Regions from separate parts of the Homo sapiens genome. Here all the other regions are linked to region 2. A link is a contact called in ENCODE Hi-C or POLR2A ChIA-PET data. All regions are on one chromosome and are shown on one strand. Each heading gives the region's core, a stretch centred on a gene start or an enhancer-like site at or near the end of the contact. The rest is flanking DNA. Distances are from core to core; before and after follow the strand shown. Region 1 has its middle 55 kb from the start of SOX9. Region 2 overlaps LINC00673 (long intergenic non-protein coding RNA 673). Region 3 has its middle 8.7 kb from the start of LINC02097. Region 4 has its middle 72 kb from the start of SOX9.

Region 1 (3,565 bases), core at 120-2,619, 360 kb before region 2:
GGAGGTTGCAGTGAGCTGAGATCGTGTCACTGCACTCCAGACTGAAAGGCAGAGAGAACATCAAGGAAACACTTCCTGTTCTTCTGAGCAAAACTACTCTCCTCTTTCTAATTTAGAACATCAGGAAGAGGACAGTTTGCATAATGAAAAATCAAGGAAGGCGGTTATTCATGTACTTAAGCTTCGACAACTTCTAGTAATTATTTTCAGGGAGGCTGCATTTCTTTCAGCTGCTAAGGACAGTACCTAGGAGGCTGTGAAGAACAAGCTGATGGTTTCAGATTTAGACACACATTGGGCCGCAGCGGCAAGCGCCCAGTAGGTCCTCAATCTTGTAAATACGGTTACATTTGTCATCCCTGACCCTCACAATGTGATTTGCATAGTGTCTTGGACCAAATATTTGTAGGATTGCTGGGATGTGTTTCTCATTTCAGTGGCATGGAAAGTTGTCCTAAGAAAGGCTGGAATAACCTGTGGTCTCTGGATGAAAAATAAGGAAACTGGGGTCCCAGGAAGTAAGAGTTCCTATCTGAAGTCATTCCCTGAGTTAGTGCAAGAGCCCGAAGCCAGGGAAACCCCAGCTCTCTTTCAGCATCACGTGCCATTCAGCTAAATTCTCAGGGCCCAGGACAGCCTTCTGTCACCCACGGGCTAAAGTCATCAGGAAAGCAAATAAGGATCCACAGTTAGAAGAAGAAAAATGTTTCCGCCCACCCTAACCCTTCCGCACCACCTGTCACCTGAAAACCCAAAACTCAGAACTGCCCCGAGACACATCCAGCCAGAATCCAGAGAGACCTTTGAGGCTGGGGCTGGGCCCACTCACCTCTCATGAGGAGGCAAAAGCAAATGCTTCTCCTCCCAGGGCTGACCAAGGCAGTGGGTGGACAAGCCTGGGCCAAGGCAAACAGGGACATGGCACCTGAAGGCACTATTGACAAACTGGGTGTGTTAATGGACCAAGTGGGGCTAGAATGGGAAGGATGGATTCTCCGAGGCTGCACAGAGAGTGCAGGAGAGAAAAGAACTTCCAAACTGTCTCCTTTAGCCTTGGCTACCCCTGGAGAAAGCCCAGGTGTTTCACCTCCCTCCCTCCCTCCCTGCTTCTCTGCCTTTGCTCTGAGAGCCGGGCCTTCCTGCAGGCTGGCTGTTTAACGAGGCAGGTTGAGAATTTTCAGCCTCTAACTCATGTGTTCTAATCCTATTAAATATGCACCGGCTTCAAAACTCAGCTTTTTAAAAACTTGCTTCCCCACCCCCAGCACCACCCCCTGTCCCCCCAACCTCGCCTCACTTAGTCCCACTTGCTCCATTCCAGCTTGAAAAGCCATTGCTCAGTTGTTGGCAGGGGTCCCACCAGCGTTTTTGCAAGGATTTGGGCTGTGATTCAGCTACCTGCAGCTGTTCCCCAGTTACCACCCACGTAAAGGAATTTCTGATATTAAAACGGGTGACAAACTTCCTCCCCCCTTCCCCCAACACATTAGTTTGATTGACATCCACAGGCCAAGTGGCCAAGTTCACCGTCACTTGGTTCTCCCTATTCACTTAATAATACATTTAATTCCACCCACCAGCCACTCCTCCCCGTGCTTTATACACACTGCCTTCTCACCCTGAAGAGCGTCCTCTGATAAGACCATCGAAATACCATTTGGGGATATTTAAAAACAATCTACTGAATCTTTCTAGAACTAAATTTTGTTCTCCCTTTATCATCTAATTAAATCTTCCCACCACTGCAAAAAATCCTCCTAATCCCCCCCCTCCCCCGGCCTTGTGTAATGTCATCAAATGGGAGTGGAGAGAGGCAAGGAAAGAGAGCGGGCTGAAGTTGAAGATCCAAGTTCAGATAGTTCCATGGAGCTTTTCAGAGCCGAGGCTGGAGGCCACCTGCTTCTCTCCAACTGTGCAGAGATGCCAGGGTGTTCGTGTTGACCAGATGGAATTGTCTCCAGCAGAGCATACTGAACCAGTATCCACAAAGCTGGGCACAGACCTGAGCTTCCCGGCTTCAGCTACTTTCTTTTGTGTGTGTGTTGGGGTTGGCACGGGGGGAAAATGGGGTGGATGTGCAAACAGTGCAGATGGCCCTGGAAGTCGATGGCCCTGCAAGTCAACTGCCCATCCTCCTTCTGGCAGAAGTCCCATCTCAGCCTGGGCTCATCAACTATATGCTTCCTTTCAAAGGAGGATGCAATAGAAACCAACCTAACACCAACAAAAGCCTCAACAGTTAGCATTCAAGGTACCTACCTTAAGAGTGGACATTCAAAAGGAGGCTTTTGAGCAATGACCAAGCTGGAGCCCCTGGATACCAGGCCCTGGCTTTCTCTGAGTTTCTCCCATTTGGTTTGGCAGATACTCTGCGGGGGAACAATAGCAACGGCCCCACCAGTCCCATCAACCCCAAGGCCGCGTCCCCTTGCTTCTGGGCAGTAGCCAGTAATGTGATCCTTCAAGGCAGTGCCAAACCCCCTGTTGGGAATTCAGCCAATCTTGGGGCTCTTCAGGGAAGAAAAATTCCTTTCCCTGACCTCTGCAGGTGATCGGATTGAGGTCCCTGCAGCTTGAAATTTGATTTGATCTTTGATCTCTGCTTGCACAGCTGCAATGGTTATTATGCTCCATAAAGTGTCCCGGAGCCCTTCCTTGCTCACCTGCCCTCCATAGTGAGTGCTTGGGGCCAGGTATTCCTGAGCAGGGGAAGAATATTACTTCTCTGTTTTTCTCATCCTGCACTCCCTTCATTTCAGTCGTGCCTTCTCATTCCCCTCATTCCCAGGACTTAACCCCAAATTCCAAGACCGTGGACATTTTCAAGTCCTTCTAAATGAGAGCATGTGGTTTCATTAAAAAAAAAAAGTACTGTGTGTTAAGAGCCAACTATTTAACCAAGGTCATAGTCCCAGAATGCCGCATGTGTCTAAAGAAGTCTTGTAGAAGTGTGGTCCTCAAAGTAAGTTTTTCTGGGTTTAGTTCACTTCCCTGTCATGGTGAGATCATTCTGGGGCAGGGAGATATGTATAAGGAAGCAAGTTTAATATGGTTCATCAGACCTATTTCTATTTTATTGGCAGCAAGTGACATAATAATAGATACTTACTGAAAGCGAACTATATTTTGGATATCATGCTAATTATCTGCATGGACGCTTTTAAGCTTCCCAAACTCTAAGAAGAATGTACTATTATCTTACCTCATTTTACAGATGAGGAAACTGAAATTTAGAGGGGTTTAAGTAGCTGGTTTAAGATTACACAAGCAGTGAGCAAATAGAGTTGGGATTCCCTCACATGTCTGTCTGATCTTGAACTAGTTCTTAACCAAATTCACGTTATCCCTCTTTGAGGTTATTTGTCTACACTGCAAAATTACACAAGCAGGAGAGCAGCGATGTCTTGTCTACATTGTTCACAGTCTGAGAAAATCATTTCAAGATTTATTGATTGGCTATCCTGATTTTAATCTGAAAATAAGTCCCAAATGACATGTTTTCACCTTTTATTTTTTTAATTCAAATCAAACTTTTAATCAACAGCAAGGACAATAAAAGGATTAA
Region 2 (3,542 bases), core at 172-2,671:
ACTGGGAGGAGGGAAAGCTAATGCCAGCCCCAGCCCGGTTTCTGCCCGCTGCCCTTTGCAGCTCTAGGTGGAAGCACAAGCTTGCTAGGCTCGGCACGCTCAGAGCTGCAGGAAGGCGGTCAGCTCTGGCAGCCACACTGCTCCTGTCCCAAAGGGAGGACAGACCTAGAGAAGCGGCCTGATCTGCCTTCTCCACCTCCGAATCCCCCCACCACACCCACACACACACACACACACACACACGCCTTTTGCATTTATCCCGGGGTCCTCCAGAGGGACAAGGAAGGGGCTGATTCAGTGACCCCTGAGCCCCGCCTCTCAGTCCCCAGACTTCAGGCAGCCTGGGAAGCCTCCGACCTACATTCAGATGCCTAGGGGTTCTGGGAGGGGCGCTCAAAGCTCAGAGGCCTGAATTCAGCACCCTGCTCAGGCTCTTTGAGAACCGCTGACTTGAAGTGGGCCTGCTCGCTTTGCTAAACAAATATGGGTAACTCTGGTCTTCCAAAAAGAGCTCACAATTCTGTCCTCCCTGGAAGCTACAATTCAATCATCCTCTTCCAAACGTCCAAATCCCAGCTTCAGTGAGGCTATCTCACACAGCAACCTGCCTGGGAGTGACCTGCATGCAAAACTTCAAGAGTTTGAGGGAAACTTGAGGGAAACTTGCAGAAACCAGCTTGCCAAGGAAAAACGCTCCCAGTGCGTTCAATGAAAAAGCAGGCGACCCAGCTAAATGAGTAAACTGACCCAATCGGGGGGATGAAAGGGAACGTATATCTATGCAATGACAATAAATCGTGGAAAGACATATTAAAATACAAAAGCCATTTCTAGACGCAAAATCATGGATGTGTTTTATTTGCTTCTTTGTGTTTTCTGGTATTTTTACAAAACTGCACTGCAGAATGTTTGGAATCAGATGAAAAGTTCATTTCTGAGAAGCCTCCTTCTTTTCTCTTTTAAATTTTCTTCTTTTGCATTCCATTTTGGCCAGCTCGCTTGAACTCTGCGTTCAAACGCCTTTCTCTCCCAAGCAAAAGCTCCAGGAGGAATCTTCTGGAGCAAAGTTAGAACCGCAGGGAAGCTTGAAAAGAGGAAACAGACCAGCCTGGCCGGTGGAGGTTAAATTAAACTACAGTTCTCTAGCAGGCCTCGGGCTTGGTCAGGAGCTATTGGTAAGACGGCAGAAACGGAGTACAGGCCAATAAACAAATCAAAACAAAAACAAGAAGCAAAGAAAGAAAGAAACATGTTTTAAGAAGAATAAAGTCATTAGGTGGCAAGGGGCCTCTGCAGGACCATCCAGGCCAGGGAGAAAAACACCACCAAGGACCCAAACTTCTTTCACTGGGGAGCTGCAAGCAGGAGGCGCTGGCTCTGAGCAGTGGCTTTGTGCTTCGGGCAGAACCGGCCGCGAGGGCTGCGCCCCACCAGCCGCGCGCCGGGAGGGCGGACGCGCCGGGCACAGCCAGGCGCCGGGGGTGACCGCGGCAGCACCGGCCCGGCGGCTGGAAGCAGACGCGCCGCTCCGCCCGCGCCCGCGCCCGGTGGAGCCACAGCGCCATCAAGTGGCCACTCGGCGAACGGCCGCACGGGGAAGCGGCTCAGGCCCAGGGAAGAGGTCCAGGGTTCCCAGCCGCAACTGTCCCTGGGGAAGGGTCTGGACCTGCCAAGCTGCCACTCCAGGGCCTGAGGCAGGAGCCTGCAGACGGACACCAGCTGTCCAGGCGCACTCCACCACCCAGGGCTGCCCCAGAGGATGTTCGGGAATCCTGTCTCCTCCTTCGGGAGAGAGGTTACTTTTGCAGTCCCAGGCCCATTCTCTTCTCCAGCAACTTGCTCACAGTTTAAAAGGTTTGGTTCTCAGAGAGTGGCGCCAGAGCAAAGGGGGCATCTCGCTGCTCTGGGGCATCCTGCAGGGGATGGCGCAGATCTGGGGTCCATGTCTGTGAGCGGACACCATTGGAACATGTGTCTAGAGAATCTGGGCGGGATCACTGCCCACAGCCCTTCAAGGCCCACAAACCTACAACACATCTCTCCTGGAAACAGCACGTGATCCCATATGCCCCCTGGTCTTTGGGTACAAATTATGGGGTGACTCAAGAAGAGAGCACGTGATATGGTTTGGCTGTTTGTTCCCTCCAAATCTCATACTGAAATGTGATCTCCGGTGTTGGAGGTGGGCCTAGTGGGAGGTGTTCGGATCATGGGGGTGGATTCCTCATGAATGGTTTGGTGCTATCTTCACAGTAACGAGTGAGTTCTCACTAGAACAGTTCATGTGAGCTTGGCATGGTGGCTCACACCTGTAATCCCAGTACTTTGGGAGGCCACGTCAGGTGGATCCCTGGAGGTCAGAAGTTCGAAACCAGCCTGGCCAACATGGTGAAACCCCATCTCTATTAAAAATACAAAAAAATTAGTTGGGCGCGGTGGCACGCACCTGTAGTCCCAGCTACTCGAGAGGCTTGAGGCAGGAGAACTGGTTGAACTTGGGAGATAGAGGTTGCAGTGAGCCAAGACTGTGCCGCTGCACTCTAGCCTGGGTGACAGAGCAAGACTCCATCTCAAAAAAAAAAAAAAAAAAAGAAAGAAAGAAAAGAGTTCATGTGAGATGTGATTGTTTAAAAGGGCCTGGTACCTTCCCCCATCTCTTGCTTTCCCTCTTGCCATGTAACATGCTGGTTCCCGTTTACCTTCTGCCATGATTGGAAGCTTCCTGGGGCCTCACCGGAAGCCAAGCAGATGCCAGGGCCATGCTTCCTGTACAGCCTGCTGAACCCTGAGCCAAATAAACCTCTTTTCATTACAAACTACCTAGGCTCAGATAGTCCTTTATAGCAATGCAAATGGACTAACACACCCCATGATCTCCATCCACAAACCACTGGAGGAACCCAACACAGCAACGGAAAAGTTCTCAGAGCACCAATCAGGAATATGCATATTAATATGAACACTATAACAGGAAATTACAGGAAAAGCATAGAGCGTTTGCTCTGTGCAAAGCACTGTGCGAATTCCTTCTGTACTTTATCTTCTTTAACCTTTACCACGACCTTAGGACATGAGTTTTTTATGATGTTTGTTTGTTTGTTTGTTTGTTTTTTACAGAAAAGGAAATGGAAGCACCCAGAGGTCCAAAAACTCACTCAAGGTTGCCTGGCCTGGAGTCAGAGCCTGAGAGCCAGCTCCTTCACTTACACTCCTTGATCCCATCTTTCCATCCATCCCCCAACCCCCAGCCGTAGGTGGATCCAGGTTTTGTGAGACCTGAAACATACATGTTTTCTAGAGGGAGAGGCAGCCTCTTTAAGATATGAAGTTGTAAATACACAGTTGAGGCCAGTCAGGGAGGGCTGTGTAGGGGAGGGGCTCTGCCTCATCTCCACAGTAGATCCACCCCTGCTCTTTAGACAGCCCCCTGCCCAGGAGCTGGCTTTCTGGAAACACTCCTCCGCATTGCCCCTCACAGCCATTTCTCTGGCTTCTGCAATTGACTTCCACGCCCACCCTGCCCCTGAAACTGCTCTGACTCA
Region 3 (3,602 bases), core at 937-3,436, 480 kb before region 2:
CATTTAACTTGGGGTTAGAGGCAGATCACAAAACACAGAAACAAGGCTATTGGTAGAAAAATGAAGCAACATGAGCTATTTCTACCTGCTCTACAAGTTTCATCAGGGTCACCAAGAACAAGACTCATCAAAGGACAGGCAAGAAACAACACACACAAAAAACAGAAAGACAAATACTGTGTGTTCTCACTTATAAATGGAAGGTAATAATGTGTACACATGGACATGAAATACAGAATGATAGACATTGGACATTTGGCAGGGTAGGGGAGTGGAAGGGGGGGGTGAAGGATGAGAAATTGTGTAATAGGTTCAATGTATATTATTAGGTGATGGCTACACTGAAAGCTCAAACTTCACCACTACTCAATATGTCCATGTAACAAAATTGCACTTGCTTCCCTTAAATTTATACAAATAAAAAAATTTAATGAAAAAGAAAACAGACAAAGGAGGCAAGAGTACACTCTTAAATTTTTCACACATCTGCGTAGTGTTTTATAGTTTCCAAAAGGACTTTTCTACAAACCATATTGTGTGAGCCTCGTGACGTTCTTGTAGGAAAAACGAACCAGAGCATAGTACCACTTTGCAGATGAGCATATTAAGGCTCAAAAGGCTTATATAGTTTGCCCAAAGTCACACAATGGAGAATGGCTGAGATAAGAACAGAACCCAGGTCTTCTGATTCTCATGAGAAAGTCAAAATACTTTTTGGAACAGCTGTTCTGGCAAGTTCTATCCCTCTTAGACCTCAGTTTAAGCAAGGAGGCAGTCCAGTGGGGAGAGAGAGCCTATCTGAAAGCCATGTTGTCAATCCCAACCAAGCTTACTGGCTGTACCTCCTTGGGTAAAGGGCATTTAATATCAGAGCCCAGGGTTTGAACTGTGTGCCCACTTCAGCCACTGCATCCCTGGCCAGAGTAATCAAATTCAATAGACTAATAACTATGGCAGAGTCAAGGTCCTACAGCATCATTGATTAGAGTGCTGGTTTTCATACTTTTTTTCAGAATAGCAAAACTCTATGTTTTCCAGCAAAATTCTATTTGAAACAGTAAAATACAACTCACAGAAAATGAAAAGTTTCTGTAGTTGAATGGGAATGGTGGGATGACAGTGGTTGGTTACTCCTGTTGGCTTCTCATGGGGACCCTTAAGCACCCCCAAAGAACCATCATCTCCTTGGGGCCCTTTAAAAAAAACCTCACCTTAGCATTTAATGCTATTGAGGGGAGTATGTGTGTTTGTGTTGTAAGACTATGTATGCCTGTGTATGTGTGTACGTGTGTGTGTGTATTGAGGGGGCAGAGGATTCTACGTTCTATATTAATATGGTTCTCCTCCTAAAGCCTGGAGAAGATATCTTAGAATATCCTGCCACTGGTTATAAGAGAGCAAAGAGAACAAGTCGGAGCCCTTTGGGAGAACTGGGTGAAAAAAATATACAGCTCCAAGCATACACCCTACCACAGCAAAGCAACTGGTGAATCTGCATCCATAATAATGGTTAACAGTACTGCTGGTTAAGAGGCAGGCACTGCTCTGAGCACTTCAAGTGTCTTAGGGTTTTAAATGTTCTACCATATCCCTTTGAGACAGCTGCTGTCATCATCATGACTGTGACTGAAAAATCGATGCATAAAGAGGTTAGGTAACATTCTCAAGCTTTTACTGCTTGTAAGTGGTGAAGCTGGGCACAGATCCATGGAGGCTCAGGGTCAGACGCATACCCTGTGATATCTCCAGATGGGGAAGGCAGCAGCCAATCCCACCTCTGAGGGAGCCTCTACCCAATCCCAGTCCTGGTTCTGAGCGTGTCCTGGGATGGAAGTTGCAATCCCCTTGGGGGTCTCCAGTTTACTGTGGATGGGGGTTATGAACCCATGACTTGCTGACTTCTGGCCAGGACCTGGCATTTGCATTTTTCACTGAGCCCCACAAATGATGTGGGCCTGGCCCTGGTTGAAATACAAACCCAGACACCTCAAGTCCAGAGATGGAGCTACCAATCAAAGTGCAAGACACCTTGCTCTTCAATCCCTAAGAGCCAGCACCTTTTTATTATGCCTTCAGCTGTTCAAAGAGCTCCTTACTCCAGCATTGGTGGACTCCTCCTTCAAAGCTCACATGACAAGAAGAGGAAATGTGTGTGACTGGTCACCAGAAGGCCCCAGGGTTTGTCATGCGCTCATCCCACAGGAAGAGGGATTTTCCATTCCCTCCAGGTGTCTTATGCTCACCTTGTATTTTCTTCAGGTTCTCTTAATCATTATTCTAAGAGCACTAATTAGGGTAAAATTTCCCCCAAAGGATAAAGGGCCAGGTTCCCCAGACTTATGAAATAGCCTATAATGTTGGAGATTACTCCAGTGAAAGAAAAAGCCTAGGCAAAGAGCCAGTATCAGTTCCTTAAGGAATCCCTTTTCCTGAGAGTCCCAACTTCCTAGAATCCTGAGACATGTTCCAATGTTTTCTTGGGATGACTAACGTATAACTCCCCAAAGGGTAGGAGCTCTGCTTAACTCACAAGTTACTGGCACAGGACCATGCCTTGCAAATGACAGATACTTTGTAAGTATTTAGGGCATTGGCGTTTTTGTGGGAGGGGGGCTTCGTGGATATTTTGTAGGTTTGTTTTTTTGTTTTTAGAGATGGGATCTTTTTCACCCAGGCTGGAGTGCAGTAATGGGATCTTAACTCACTGCAGCCTTGAATTCCTGGGCCTAAGGGATCCTCCCACCTCAGCCTCCTGAGTACCTGGGACTACAGACACGTGTCAGTACACCTGGGCACTGGCGTTTTTGAATGGACCTAATTCATACACTGATATTGGACTTATTAACTCTGTCACTGGCACCTGTATCATCTTTAGGTCTAGATTTTTAGAGTTAAGATTGAGGAGGAAAATCTGCATCCTTTCTCTGGTCTGTTTCTTCCCTTTTTATCAGTCTCTGCAATAACCAATAGCAAACAAGCCAGGGCCCCTTGGCTCTTTAACAAGGCCAAACAGGTGTGAGAGATTAGCTCCCTGGATGGAGCCTCTGTCCAACAAAACAATGTCAAATTCCCCCCTAATAAAGTCCAGAGCTGTAAGCAATTCCCCCTTGTTATTAAGCAGGAAAGAAAATACAGCCGGCTCCTTCCCAATTAGCTTGGAGGACCCTCCAATGAGCTGAATTTAAACCAGAGAACTGCCATGATCTGGCTTCCACCATAAATAGGGCCTGCCTTCTCCCAAGAATGAAAACTCACTGGCCCAAGCTCCCAGCCTTCTTGGCACGATGGGGCAGACAGCCCCCAACCCCCCACCCCAATATCCATGGGCTGTCTCTGCCTCTGATTCAAACCATCTTTACAACTCCCTGCCAAATCCCTTACTTTGATTTTCCATATGGAGGCTTGGTCTCATTTGCCAGGTTGGTGTTTATAAGGATGGGTTTTTTGACAGTTTCGCTGTCGGTGAAACAGAGGATGGGACCCCACCCCTTGAACATGAATCACTTTCTTGTCATCCAAAAAAGAGTGAAAGATCAACATTCTGAAGCAATAACAACAACAAAATAGAAACCCCAGAGGTATCTAGCAATGGGAACGTCTCG
Region 4 (3,638 bases), core at 670-3,169, 350 kb before region 2:
GCTCAAAGGAGGGTAATTCAAACTTCCCCAGAACTGCAAACTGGGTTACTTTCTTTCTTTCTTTCTTTTTCAGATGGAGTCTTGCTCTGTCGCCAGGCTGTAGTGCAGTGGCACGATCTCGGCTCACTGCAACCTCTGCCTCCCAGGTTCAAGCAATTCTCCTGCCTTAGCCTCCTGAGTAGCTGGGATTACAGGCATGTGCCACCATGCCCAGCTAATTTTTGTATTTTTAGTAGAGACGGGGTTTCACCATGTTGGCCAGGATGGTCTCAATCTCTTGACCTCGTGATCCACCCGCTTCAGCCTCCCAAAGTGCTGGGATAACAGGCATGAGCCACCACGCCCAGCCCAAACTGGTTACTTTCATGATAACTGAATTTCCTTTTGAAGCATTAACACACATGGTCAATGGAGGTGTTGTGCAGTGCACTTTTCTCCTCCTTTCAGTTGGTGGTGTGTTCCCCGGGTGGTTTTGGGGAAATCTTGGCACTGAATACAAACAGCCAGTCCTCACTCTGACATTGTCAGCCAACGAGGGGTCTCCCAGTGTGGGAATGCTGCCCTGAGGGTGTTGCAAGACCCCCCATCTTCTCTGCTCAGCCCCTCTCAGCTCCACACTTTATTTTCCAGGACTGACCTTCTTGTAACTCTCATGCAATTGCTCCCTTTGGGACTCTTCTAGAAACACATTGATAAGGGACGAGAGGATGAGAAGATGGAAAACAAGCCCAGGAAGAATATCTGGCTCATTTTTTCCTTTGCCGATCAAGTAACAATTTATGCCTGGTCAGGACAGACAGCAGATTTTATTTATTTTGCTAGCCTCCTACCCTATTCCCATCCCAGGGGTGGGGCGGGGTGGGCTGATATTTTCTTTCAAGGCTATACTAAAAATTCCAGCCTCCCTCCTGATTCTAACCCCAGGATTACCATTTCAGGCAGGCAGGACCTCCTTGTCATTCAGAAGACAGCTCCCGAAGCCAGCCTCTCCCCACTGCAATTTGGAGCAGCCTTGAAGCATTTAGAGGCCCAGGGGTCGGGGGAGGTACAAGATGTTCTCTTTTTCTCTCCTATCTCTCAAATGTGTTGCTTCAAGACTGCAGTTGTTTCTTTTTAGCAGAACATCGCTGACGAAACTCCTGATTGTCCCCTGGTGTTATCACTCCCTGTCACATAATAAGCCCTAATCTTTCTCCAGAAGTAAAACTGTTTCCATGCCCGATCCCTTAGCTGGTGGTTTTTTTGGAATCCCTCCAGAGAGTGGGAGTAGAGGTTCAGAGGGAAAGATGATAAAGCCTGGAAAATCCGCTGCCTGGGACCTTGAGGGTTAAGTCAGCCCAGATTTGGGAGAAGAAGATTGGCATTCCCCTGATCCCAGATGGAGAATACTAAATAACTCCCTTCAGCAAGTCAACTTGTTTGGTTATCTTGGAGTGTGGATTGGGGCTAACTCATCCTGGCCAGTCCTTCCGGATGTAGCCTTGCTCAAAATCAAGCCTTTTCCAGGAGTCTTGTTCTCTGGGGCTGCCTCCTCCCAGGCTGATAAAGAGTTTCATCATGGATGATTCAAGAGGTTGAGATGCAAGCTGTGGTGATAGCTAACGATGCCTCTAGCCCAGCTGACCTCACTTTCTAGCTGTTGACAGGTTCAGTCAGGCTGGCCAAACAGCTTCCAACCAGGCCAAGACAAATGGTCTCGGGCTTTCGCACCCCCTTATCCCTCCAAGTCCTTCTTCTGGATGGCAGTTCACCTCTGAGAGTCCCTGCAGATCATCTGGAGTCCACCCCTTCTCCCATAGGCAAATGCATAGACCAGGATAAATAAGACTGCTCCTATTTTCCATGCCCCACGTCATGATGATCTCGTCAGAGGCTGGCATCACCCTCTGGTCCCTCCTTACTTCTTCCCAGAGTCTCTCCTTCCCACTCGAACTGTTCCGGACCTGAGTAGGTGGTTTGGAGTCCTGACTCACTTTAAAAAGCATGCAGTAGGCCCAATCATCTTGTGTGTGTGCAGAGAAGACTTTAAACTAGTTCTCACACACACACACACACACACACACACACACAGAGACACCCCCACACACACAGTGCCTCCAGCCTCTTCTCCAGCCAGGGATATGATGGGAAATGGAGGCCTCTTTATCATCCACGCAGTGGGTAGCATTGAGGGCCTCCAGCTCCTGGGGACCACTCAACTCCTCAGATCCTGAATACAGGACTGGAAGAGAAAAGAGATAACAGGCAAATCTGAAGTCTCCATGCAGTGACCAGACAGGCTGGCTCAGACAGGACACAGCGTTTTCTCCATGACTTCTAGAGTTAAGCATCACTCTGGAAACACTGGAAGGAACAGGAAATGCTGGGGACATGTGGGGAGGAATCATACCCCCTTTCACCCACACAGCCTATTTGTCGGGACCAGGGCTCCAACCAATGTGAAGCTTGGGTTGTATCCACACTGGGCTCAAGGCTGAGGCTGAAGCGGCGCCAGCTGCTCGTGTGGCAATTCGGTCCACAGAGTTAAACCCCAGGGCCTTCATAATAATCATGAATCACACTCCCTGACTGCTGCATGACACTCTGCAGTTCTTAAAATGCTTCTTACATACATTGTTCAGTCCTCATGCCTTGCCTGTGAATGAGGCATTATGACCCCTTTTTCTTTTACAGAGATGGAAACTCAGCTTAGTAAAGGGCAGAAGGAGGATACAAACCTGGAACCTCCAGCTCCAGATCCTTCGATCCTCCCCTGCAGAGGGAATTTAACTGTACTTGAGAATGGATAACGCTTTACTGACATGGGGAAATGAAGCCTTCTAGGCACAAAGATGAGGTCAACAAAGGCAAGGGGCAAAACAGTGGAGGATGTTTTCTTTTAAGATTTGTGTGTGTGTGTGTGATGGAGTTTCCCTCTTGTTGCCCAGGTTGGAATGCAATGGGGCAATCTTGGCTCACCACAACTTCTGCCTCTCAGGTTCAAGCGATTCTCCTGACTCAGCCTCCCGGGTAGCTGGGATTATAGGCGCCTGCCACCACGCCCGGCTAATTTTTTTATTTTTAGTAGAGACAGGGTTTCACTATGTTGACCAGGCTGGGTCTCGAACTCCTAGCCTCAAGTGATCCGCCCACCTTGGCCTCCCAAAGTGCTGGGATTACAAGCATGAGCCACCGCGCCTGGTCTTCTTTTAAGAATTTTTTAAAATTGTTTTGCAGCCGAGCTCTGTGATTCGCACCTGTAATCCCATACTTTGGGAAGCCAAGGCGGGTGGATCGCTTGTGCCCAGGATTTTGAGACCAGCCAAGGCAACATGGTGAAACCCCATCTCCACAAAAAATACAACAATTAGCAGGGTGTAGTAGTGTACCCCTGTAATCCCAGCTATTTGGGAGGCTATGGTAGGAGATTGCTTGAGCCCAGGAAGTTGAGGCTGCAGTGAGCCATGATTGTGCCACTGTATTCAGCCTGGGCAACAAAGCAAGACCCTGTCTCAAAACAAATAAATAAATTGCTTTGCCTCAGCACATTGTAAATTTTTTTTTTTTTTTTAGACGGAGTTTCGCTCTTGTTGCACAGCTGGAGTGCAATGGTGCGATCTCGACTCACCACAACCTCTGCCTCCTGGGTTCAAGCGATT

The links. Hi-C counts contacts between places; a loop is a spot of excess contacts on that map. ChIA-PET counts read pairs that join two places held with the same protein, here RNA polymerase II (POLR2A). Pooled maps may share reads with other maps.
Region 1: a loop to region 2 is called in a pooled map, with 3 times the contacts of the local background. The contact joins two enhancer-like sites. A Hi-C loop is called at or near these places in 1 of 37 single-sample maps with no recorded cell type and 2 of 50 pooled maps. POLR2A ChIA-PET finds 5 or more read pairs at or near these places in 1 of 52 experiments (naive thymus-derived CD4-positive, alpha-beta T cell).
Region 3: a loop to region 2 is called in a pooled map, with 2.1 times the contacts of the local background. The contact joins two enhancer-like sites. A Hi-C loop is called at or near these places in 3 of 50 pooled maps. POLR2A ChIA-PET finds 5 or more read pairs at or near these places in 2 of 52 experiments (GM10248 and H1).
Region 4: a loop to region 2 is called in a map of heart left ventricle, with 3 times the contacts of the local background. The contact joins two enhancer-like sites. A Hi-C loop is called at or near these places in 1 of 168 maps with a recorded cell type or tissue (heart left ventricle), 2 of 37 single-sample maps with no recorded cell type and 4 of 50 pooled maps.

What each region holds. Positions count from the first base shown.
Region 1 is chr17:72,174,567-72,178,131 of GRCh38, forward strand. No RefSeq gene overlaps it. Among named protein-coding and RNA genes, the nearest start is that of SOX9, 55 kb to the left of the region's middle. Within about 2 kb of position 1,370, at least 3 of the 41 ENCODE cell types and tissues checked have a DNase peak (open chromatin) inside an H3K27ac peak, as active enhancers do.
Region 2 is chr17:72,538,946-72,542,487 of GRCh38, forward strand. The region is part of intron 1 of LINC00673 (long intergenic non-protein coding RNA 673); the gene reads right to left. Among named protein-coding and RNA genes, the nearest start is that of LINC00673, 52 kb to the right of the region's middle. RefSeq lists a silencer at 1,408-1,657. Within about 2 kb of position 1,422, at least 12 of the 41 ENCODE cell types and tissues checked have a DNase peak (open chromatin) inside an H3K27ac peak, as active enhancers do.
Region 3 is chr17:72,061,790-72,065,391 of GRCh38, forward strand. No RefSeq gene overlaps it. Among named protein-coding and RNA genes, the nearest start is that of LINC02097, 8.7 kb to the right of the region's middle. Within about 2 kb of position 2,187, at least 2 of the 41 ENCODE cell types and tissues checked have a DNase peak (open chromatin) inside an H3K27ac peak, as active enhancers do.
Region 4 is chr17:72,191,077-72,194,714 of GRCh38, forward strand. No RefSeq gene overlaps it. Among named protein-coding and RNA genes, the nearest start is that of SOX9, 72 kb to the left of the region's middle. Within about 2 kb of position 1,920, at least 6 of the 41 ENCODE cell types and tissues checked have a DNase peak (open chromatin) inside an H3K27ac peak, as active enhancers do.